Regions from separate parts of the Homo sapiens genome. Here region 1 is linked to region 2. The links are chromatin contacts, found by Hi-C in ENCODE. All regions are on one chromosome and are shown on one strand. Each heading gives the region's core, a stretch centred on a gene start or an enhancer-like site at or near the end of the contact. The rest is flanking DNA. Distances are from core to core; before and after follow the strand shown.

What was found. A loop is a pair of places that touch in the nucleus more often than their neighbours do. Pooled maps may share reads with other maps.
Region 1: a loop to region 2 is called in a map with no recorded cell type, with 31 times the contacts of the local background. The contact joins two enhancer-like sites. A Hi-C loop is called at or near these places in 8 of 37 single-sample maps with no recorded cell type and 4 of 50 pooled maps.

The regions. Positions count from the first base shown.
Region 1 is chr5:5,750,110-5,754,189 of GRCh38, reverse strand. No RefSeq gene overlaps it. Among named protein-coding and RNA genes, the nearest start is that of ICE1, 330 kb to the right of the region's middle. RefSeq lists enhancers at 1,120-1,259, 1,410-1,469. Within about 2 kb of position 2,094, at least 3 of the 41 ENCODE cell types and tissues checked have a DNase peak (open chromatin) inside an H3K27ac peak, as active enhancers do.
Region 2 is chr5:1,496,466-1,500,484 of GRCh38, reverse strand. All of the region lies in intron 2 of LPCAT1 (lysophosphatidylcholine acyltransferase 1), which reads left to right. Among named protein-coding and RNA genes, the nearest start is that of MIR6075, 12 kb to the left of the region's middle. RefSeq lists an enhancer at 1-235. Within about 2 kb of position 2,269, at least 6 of the 41 ENCODE cell types and tissues checked have a DNase peak (open chromatin) inside an H3K27ac peak, as active enhancers do.

The DNA of each region.
Region 1 (4,080 bases), core at 845-3,344, 4.3 Mb before region 2:
AGGGCTGAAGAGCTGATATGAACCGAGTTCTGAACTAGGCCTTAATGGGCCCCTGAAGCCTTAGTAGCACTGTAGTCTCCTTTCTCCAAGGAAGATGTGTCCCAAAGCCCCCAGTGAACACTGAAACCACAGGTTGCACCAAACCTTCTATGTACTATGTTTTCTCTTATATATGTACCTATGGTAAAGTTTAATTTATAAACTAGGCACAGAAAGAGTTAACAGCAATAACTAATAATACAACAATTATGATAATATGCCAGCATCACTACCTTTGCATTTTGGGGCCGTTCTTAAGTAAAACAAGGGTGACTTGAATATAAGGACTGTGATACCACAACAGTCAATCTGATAACTGAGATGGCTGCTATGTGACTACCAGGCAGGGAGTGTAGACAGTGTGGATCCACTGGACATAGGGAGGATTTTTGTCCTGGGCAGGATGAGAAGGATGGTGAGAGATTTCATCATGCTATTCAGAAAGAATTTAAAACTTATGATTGTTTATTTCTGGAATTTTTTATTTAATATTTCTGGGCCACCGTAGACCTATAAACAAAAAATAAAACTTTAAGGCCCCCAATCATCTGAGTGGACCTCTCCTCTTGGCCAAGGGCATTCCAGAGTTAACCTGAAAATCTAGTTCAGGCCATGATGGAAGAGGGGGTTGGACCTAACCTCATTCTACCCTTCCAGCATGAACATCAACACAGACTTTAAGTCTGATAAGAAACATGTACAACCTATTCTCTCTGAAGCCTGCTACCTGGAGGCTTCATCTGCATGATAAAACCTTGGTCTCCACAACCCCTTATCTTAACCCAGACATTCTGTTCTACTGATAATAACTCTTTCAACCAATTGCCAATTAAAATATGCTTACATCTATCTACGACCTGGAAGTCCCCCCTCCCACCTTCGAGTTGTCCCGCCCTTCCAGATCAAATCAGTGTAAATCTTACATGTATTGATTGATGTATTATGTCTCCCTAAAATGTATAAAAGCAAGCTGTACCCCAAACACCTTGGACACATGTTATCAGGACCTCCTGAGGCTGAGTCACTGGTGCGTCCTTAACCTTGGCAAAATAAACTTTCTAAATTGACTGAGATATGACTGAGTTATTTTGGGTTCACAGACCAAAGGTAACTGAAAACACAGAAGTGAAACTGCAAATAAGTGGGTGCTATTATATCTGTGTGCAGACAGGGAGGGGAAAATTAAGCACAGGTGAACATACACATGAAACAACTTGAGACAAGCCTGGAAACTAAAATTCCAAAGCACGTGAAGAAAGACAGTCCCAGTGATGGAAGTCTGAGCTCCACAAACTCACTAAAGAAAGCATTCATCCCAAAGAAAGTGCAAGTGAGAGAGCAGTCTTCCAAAAGAGAGAGTGGCATCCAAAGAGACAAAATAAGAGCAATAGAACAGAAAGCGAACACAAACCAAGTAGAAAGAGACTATTTAAAGAGCCAGTTAGAAAGTATAAAAAAATAAATTTCAACAGGGTAATTAATGTGTAATAAGAATAAGGTGTTAGGGAATTAAAATGTTGTGGTGGCAAATATCCAAGTCTCATGGCCCCAAGTATGTTACCAGTGGAAGGTATCCAAGTAACCGGCGGTGAGTCTGTAGAGCTCTGCAGCAACCTTAGTTCTTGCCTCCTCAAAAGAAAGAATTCAACTGAGGGGCATAAGGCAGAAGAGGAGACCGGGACAAGTTTCAGAGCAGGAGTGGAAGTTTATTTAAAAAGGCTTTAGAACAGGGAAGAAAACAAAGTACGCTTGGAAGAGTCCCAAGTGGGCACTGAGGTCAGGTGCAGTGTTTAACCTTGACCCCAGGACTTTGTAGGCTTGCCCCTTTCCCATGATTCTTCCCTCAGGGGGGGCATTATTTCCCAGATGCACGGTGTCCTCCTTAGCCTTGGGAAGTGAGCACAGGCAGTGTGTTTAAGAAGCTGTGCACATGCCGGTCTGAGGCTTTCTTCCCTTTTCCTGTGGAGTGCCCCGAGTGGGTCATACTCCGCCATTTTGTCTCTTCATGCACATGCCCAGGAAGTTACTTCTCCCAGGCGCCTGCATTCAATGAACACTTTACTGCAACAGCTGTGGGGTATCAGTAAATGGCCTCTCCCTGGCACACGCTGACAATTTATCACTTTTAGAGAGGCAAAGTGATCATTGTCGAACCATCACCTGACATTCCTAGTGGATGAGGGAGGGCCCTTTCCTGGCCTGCTCATGCTTGTCTAAATACCTGTAACAAAAGACAGCACCAGAGTACTCAACCTGAATTACAGAGAAATTTAGAACAAAGAAAACATAAAAATGATCGTAAAAGAGTAAGGATAAATTGAGAAGCTCCGACATTCACCTGGAGTTGGAGTTAGATGGAATGGTGAACAGGCAACATTTGAAGAGATAGTGGCTTAGAATATCCCTGAAGTAAAAAGAGACATAACTTCACAGGTGTTTCCTGGGTGTATGTGCAACAGGGTAAACTTTCAAAGTCTGTATCTAGTTACGTCATAATGAAACTGAAGAATATCAGGGGTAGAAAGAAACTTATAAAAGTTTCCAGGAGATAGAAAAAAAAACAGTTAACCCACAGAAGACTGATAATTTCTTAACTAAATATTAAAATTAACCGCTGCCTAGAAAAATCCATTAAAGGATTAAGTATATCAATTAAAAGATTTAGTTCATGCAGATAGCATAATTATTCATAATACAAATTGAAGCATCCCGTTCAAAAAAGGTAATTCCAGGCACAACCATAAACAAGAGTTTATGGTTATAATAAGAACCATAAACTCTTATCACTAGAGTATATCTTTGAGTTCTGTTCAACCTCTTCCTCTGTCTACACTTTAAAAGTCTGCAAATCTTTGGATTTGCACATGAATAACCCTCAGATCTGCCCTTTCAGTCCTGCTGCCTTTCTCCCCACGCAAATACCTGTGACCATCTCCTCCACTTCGATACTCAGCCCCACTCAAGGAACTCTTCAAGCAGTAGGATAACATCATGTGAGGTGCCTTTTTTTCTTATCTTGGTGAATGCTATCTGCACCCATTGCACAGTACTAACACACTATCTTATGATTTATCTACATGGTGCAGCAGTATGTTCCTTCAGTGTAAAGCAAAACATAATTTTTATCTGATATTGTATTTTGCAAGCAAAGCCTCAAATAGTTCATTAATTGTTAAATAATTATGTAGATGGCTTGAAGATCATTTTATAACGTGCACAAATGTTTTGCAAATTTTCCTTTATAAGTTTAAATGTTTTTTAATGATATTGGGAGGAATCAGTGGGCATTTCTGTCGGGCTGGGGACATTACAATTTTCCCAATGTAAAATAACAAAACGTAGTCTTCTGCTTTCGGAAAATTCAGAATTAGTTTAGATTTGTGTAATGAAAGTTACTTGGATTTGCAATGCAGTCATTATTGCAGTCACAACTGATTTTTCACCTTCTGGTTTAAGATCTTGTTATGCAACAATACAAGAAACTCATCTACAGAAAGCTCTGCAATGAAACCCGTATTGTAAGAGGGATTCGGTGACCCAACAGAGTGGGACTAGCACACCCGTTGCTTCGGGTCTGACCCTACCTGCCTCTTCATCTGTGCACCATTCCTCTCCCACCCCTAGGACCAGTTCATGCAACTTGAGTTTGTCTGATCAGTCATGATTTTAAGTAGGATGAGAGTTAGGTCCTGCATGTGAGGATTCAGTATTGAATTATACTTGCAGCTTGGACTAGCATGAGGGTTCTAGGTCCTTTGTTCCCTTGACAATGTTGAATTTTACCTGAGCCTTGTGATCCTGAACAATAGTGATAATTGAAGAAACCCTCCCACCCTCTTTTGTCCTGGGAAACAGTTTATTGCAAAGAATCACTCTTCTCTGTGTAACGTATACAAGACTCACAGTTGCTCCCCTGTATACCTACGGAAAAAACAGACACAGATCCTTCAAATTCCCATTCCTTGCCTCTTAAATAATGAGCTGAACTCTTTGCACTCACTCACCAATCTGAGGAAAATACCTGATCCACCAAACTTCTCT
Region 2 (4,019 bases), core at 1,020-3,519:
CTGGCTTTTAAGCACGGAATATAAATAAAGCACACCTACCCGATGAGGAATACATCTAAACTAAAGATCCAAAACAGACCACAAAAAATTAAACTAAATCACAATATTTTCTTGTTTCATTTAAATTCCTAAAGCTGTGCTTTCACTGAAAGTATCTGCCATTAGCAAATGAAAATGTTGAGATATCATAAATACTTTGATAAATATTTTCAGTATCTTAAAAGTTACCACGCGTGTCCTATAACCACAGCTCTGACAACCCTTCCATGTGTTGTTAACATCTCTCATCATTCTGGAGGGGCTCCCTGAATCTTTTATTCAGAAACAGGAATATTAGTAGTTAATTGGAGGCTGCTGCCTGACTATAAGTAAAGTTTTACTGGAGCACGGGCACGCCCGCTGGCCTGCGTGATGTTCAGGGCTGCATTGGTGGGGAACCGGGCCAAGTGGTTGGGACAGAGGCCGTGTGGCTGTAGAGCCTAAAGCATTCACTGCCTGGCCTCCGAAAGGTGTAATGGGCACGCCCAGGCCCCTCCTTTCTCTGGAAGGTGTCTGATCTGTGGGCTGTATGTACAGCAAAGTTTTCACGGCCAAGAGGCTGATGGGAGCTGACATCTGCCTGAGCTTCGGTTCTCCTTGATACCCAGGGCCACACTCAGACATGCAGTTAGGTGCAGGGGGAAGACGGCCACTTAGGGTCCCGGGTTTGCCGCACCGTTGCGTGCAGACATGGTGCAGTCATAGGAGAGGGCAGCCTGGGCGTTGGGGGTCCCTCACTCTGGGCCCTGCTGAGTGGGTGGACGTTGAGCAGCTTGCTGGGTAGTGGTGACCTGGGGCAGCCTGGGTTCTTTAGGGGCAACAGGATCATCACGGGCTTTAGTTCTTCATTTAGCCTTTCTAGATTTTTAAAATTCTCTTATGCTTTATCTTGGTTTGTTTTTGAAACGTTTTAACCATAAAATAGGAATTGGGTATCAAATATATAACCAAGCAAAGTAAATCAAGGCCAAATCAAAGTCAGGCTTTCAGTTTTGCTGAGTTGAGAAGCCACAGCTAGAAAGTGGGGGTTCTGTAGTGTGAAGCAGGCTGCAGGTGACCTGGCTGAATGTGGTGCTGTGGGCAGCAATGGCTTCGTGGTGCTTTCCTGGCACCCTTTCTCTTTACTCCCCATGTCCTTGTTGGGCCGAGCTCCCCGCCTCCTCTGTTCTGTCTCAGGAGGCAGGAGCCCCGTGCGAGCACAGGCTCTCACTTTTCAAAATAGATGGCTTGGGGCAATTTTCCGTTTCCCCATGCTAACCCTGGTGGCTTTTCTTGTCTGTGAATAATTGACTTGGCTTCAACAGGCGATAAATGGACCACAACGGACTCTTATTCTAGCAGCTGTACTTCAGAGACGCTTTCATATGTACATCTCATGCACGTGTGAAGTGTCCCGTGACAGTGACACGTTGGGGTTTCTGTCACCTCTGCTTCATGAGATCTTTGGGCATCTGGGTCTGTGGAGACTCACTGTGTATCATTCTGTGTATGTGTGCAGAGAGGGTGTGTATGTGTGTACATATGCGCATGTGAGTGTGCATACATATGTATGTGCATGCACGGGAGTAGGTACACGTGCATAGGCATGTGGTTGCATTACTGTGTGTATGTGAGCCACCAGTGCAAGTATGTATATGAGTGTGTACATGTGTATATGTGTGTGCTGTGTACCTGTGTGTGTTGCATGTGTGTACATGTGAGTGCATGTATATATGTGTGGATGGATGTCTGTATCGTGTGCACATACATGTACGTGTATGACAGTATGTACATGTGTATGAGTGTTGTGTCTCTGTGTACATGTATGTGTGTATATGTGCAAGTGTACGTGTGTACAGGTGTCCACATATGTATGATGTATGTACATATGTGTATGAGAGTATATGTGTGTACATATGTATGAGTGTGTGTGTGCATGTGAGTATATATGAGAGCGATGTCTGTGTATGTGTGTGAATGTGTGCATGTGTGGGAGTATGCACGGATGCTTGTGGGCACTCAAGCTGCCCGTGCTGCCTGGCATTGAATCCCACCCCTGGAGCCCCTGGCGTCTCCTTCAGCAGCACTGATGAAAGCTCCCTTGGTGCACAGTCCTGGGCTTGGCTTGGTGCTTGAAGGGAAACAGAAGAGAGAACAAACCCTGAATTCTGAACTCCCCAAGGGGAAACCTAGTCACAAAAGCACCGTAGTTAGGGACGTAAGGGATCAGGAGGAAACTGAATTTGAAGTAGCAGATTCAGAGTGTACCGCTGAATAATAATTACGTAGTCGGTTTGGGACTTAAGTTGGCTCACGTTATGCACTGCTCTGCAGTTTTGAATAGATTGATGTTGAGTTAAAGCATTTTTGCTGAATGTAAGTTAGTGTCATTCAAACCTTCCTAAAATAAAAATCTTAGGCTTTCAGTGAAAGAATGACACAGTTTCGCAAAAGGCACTATTTTAGGTTACTTTCAACACACACAGTGTTGTAAAAACCGTAGCATCGTTTTGCAAAACCCGACCATCTGGCGCTGAATCCTTGACCACGGGCCAAGTCCTGAGCTGGGCCAGGTCCTCCAGGGGCTGCCCCTTGGCTGACCGGATGGTTCAGATGGATGGTGCCCTTTCCTGAATGCTCTGTGTGGGAACACCTGTTCCCAAGTTTGGGGATGCCATCCCCATGATGACTCTAGGTACTCCCCGTATGTTGGCCTGGAGGTTGGAGCTTGAACTTGAGCATCAAACCACTTTATCTGGTCTCCCAGAAGCCAGCAGCTCCTGCCACCTGCGTCTCAGCCTGGGGCTGCCCCTCCACACCTGCCAGCCCAACACAGCCCTCCCACCAGCCACCCAGGGGCCGTCCCTGACCCAGCTAAGCCAGTCCACGTGGATCACCAGACTTGCCTCCTTGAAGCCCCGCCAGACGTGGCCCCAGGGCCCCTTCCTTTGCCCTACCCCACCGGCCTGGCACCGTAGCCAGCACTCAGGCTGTGTACATGTGTATAGGTCCTCTCCAGGGCCGGCTCCACTCTGCCTCTTGCCTCTGCTCACAGCAGAACATTTGGAACCTGCAGAGCCGGGGCCTGCGCCTGCCCCTCACGCTTAGACGTGTGGGCTTCCCCCACCCACCTCCACATGCCAGCTGGCTTGAGGAGATGCAGGCCTCAGCGGCCTTCCTCCTTTTCCCCCTGCATGTTCTGGGAGATTTCCTCCTCCTCATTTCCCAGTCTTTCCTGTGAGTTGCTTGTCTCCACAGTGACAGTCTTGGTTTCTGAGAGTGTTTTCTTGTTCTTTGATGCTCCTCAGCGCCCTGTTCTTCCAGACTCTCTTGGCGAGCGTGGTGGATGTTTTGCACCCCTCTTCTGATGCCCACCCTTTCTGTCTCCTTGGGGTCAGTCCTCTGCTTCTCTGCCATGCAGCTGCTCTGCTCACACGTCTCAGGATTCTTGGGTGTCGTCCGTGTGAGGGCGGTAGGACGGAGTGGATTTCCTGGGGGTGCTGATGGAGATCCCCGCTCCTGTGTATGCAGATAGATCTGTCTCCTGATTCACATTCCCCTGGGAATGGGCTGCCCAGGCACCTGAGCACCCTGGGCTTGTGCTGGCTCCCTTTGCCTTGGGGTGAGTGGGTGCTGGGTCCCCAACCCCACAGCAAGCGGAGCTTTTCTCTGAGGCTGTCATCCACACCAGCAGTCCGGGTTTTCACATGTGGATAGTTTGGGTATAAAATTCCTCCAAGATCTTTAGAGAAGAGCTGAGGCTGCTTTTTCCCTGCCCCGACACCCAGTACAGTTCCCCTGAGCACCGTCTGTCCCTGCAATTCGATTTCGGGGCTGGCAGGTGTGTTCCTCTAAGGGCCGCCCGGGTTTTAATCCCTTTTTTCCTGCTGTCCTCTCTCCTGCCCCTGAACCTGCCCGAGACTGGCTCCTGTGCCCGCCGCAGCCTCCTCTGCAGCCTCGCTTCTCCCTCCGCCGCTGCCTTGTTTCTTCCATCTTAGGCA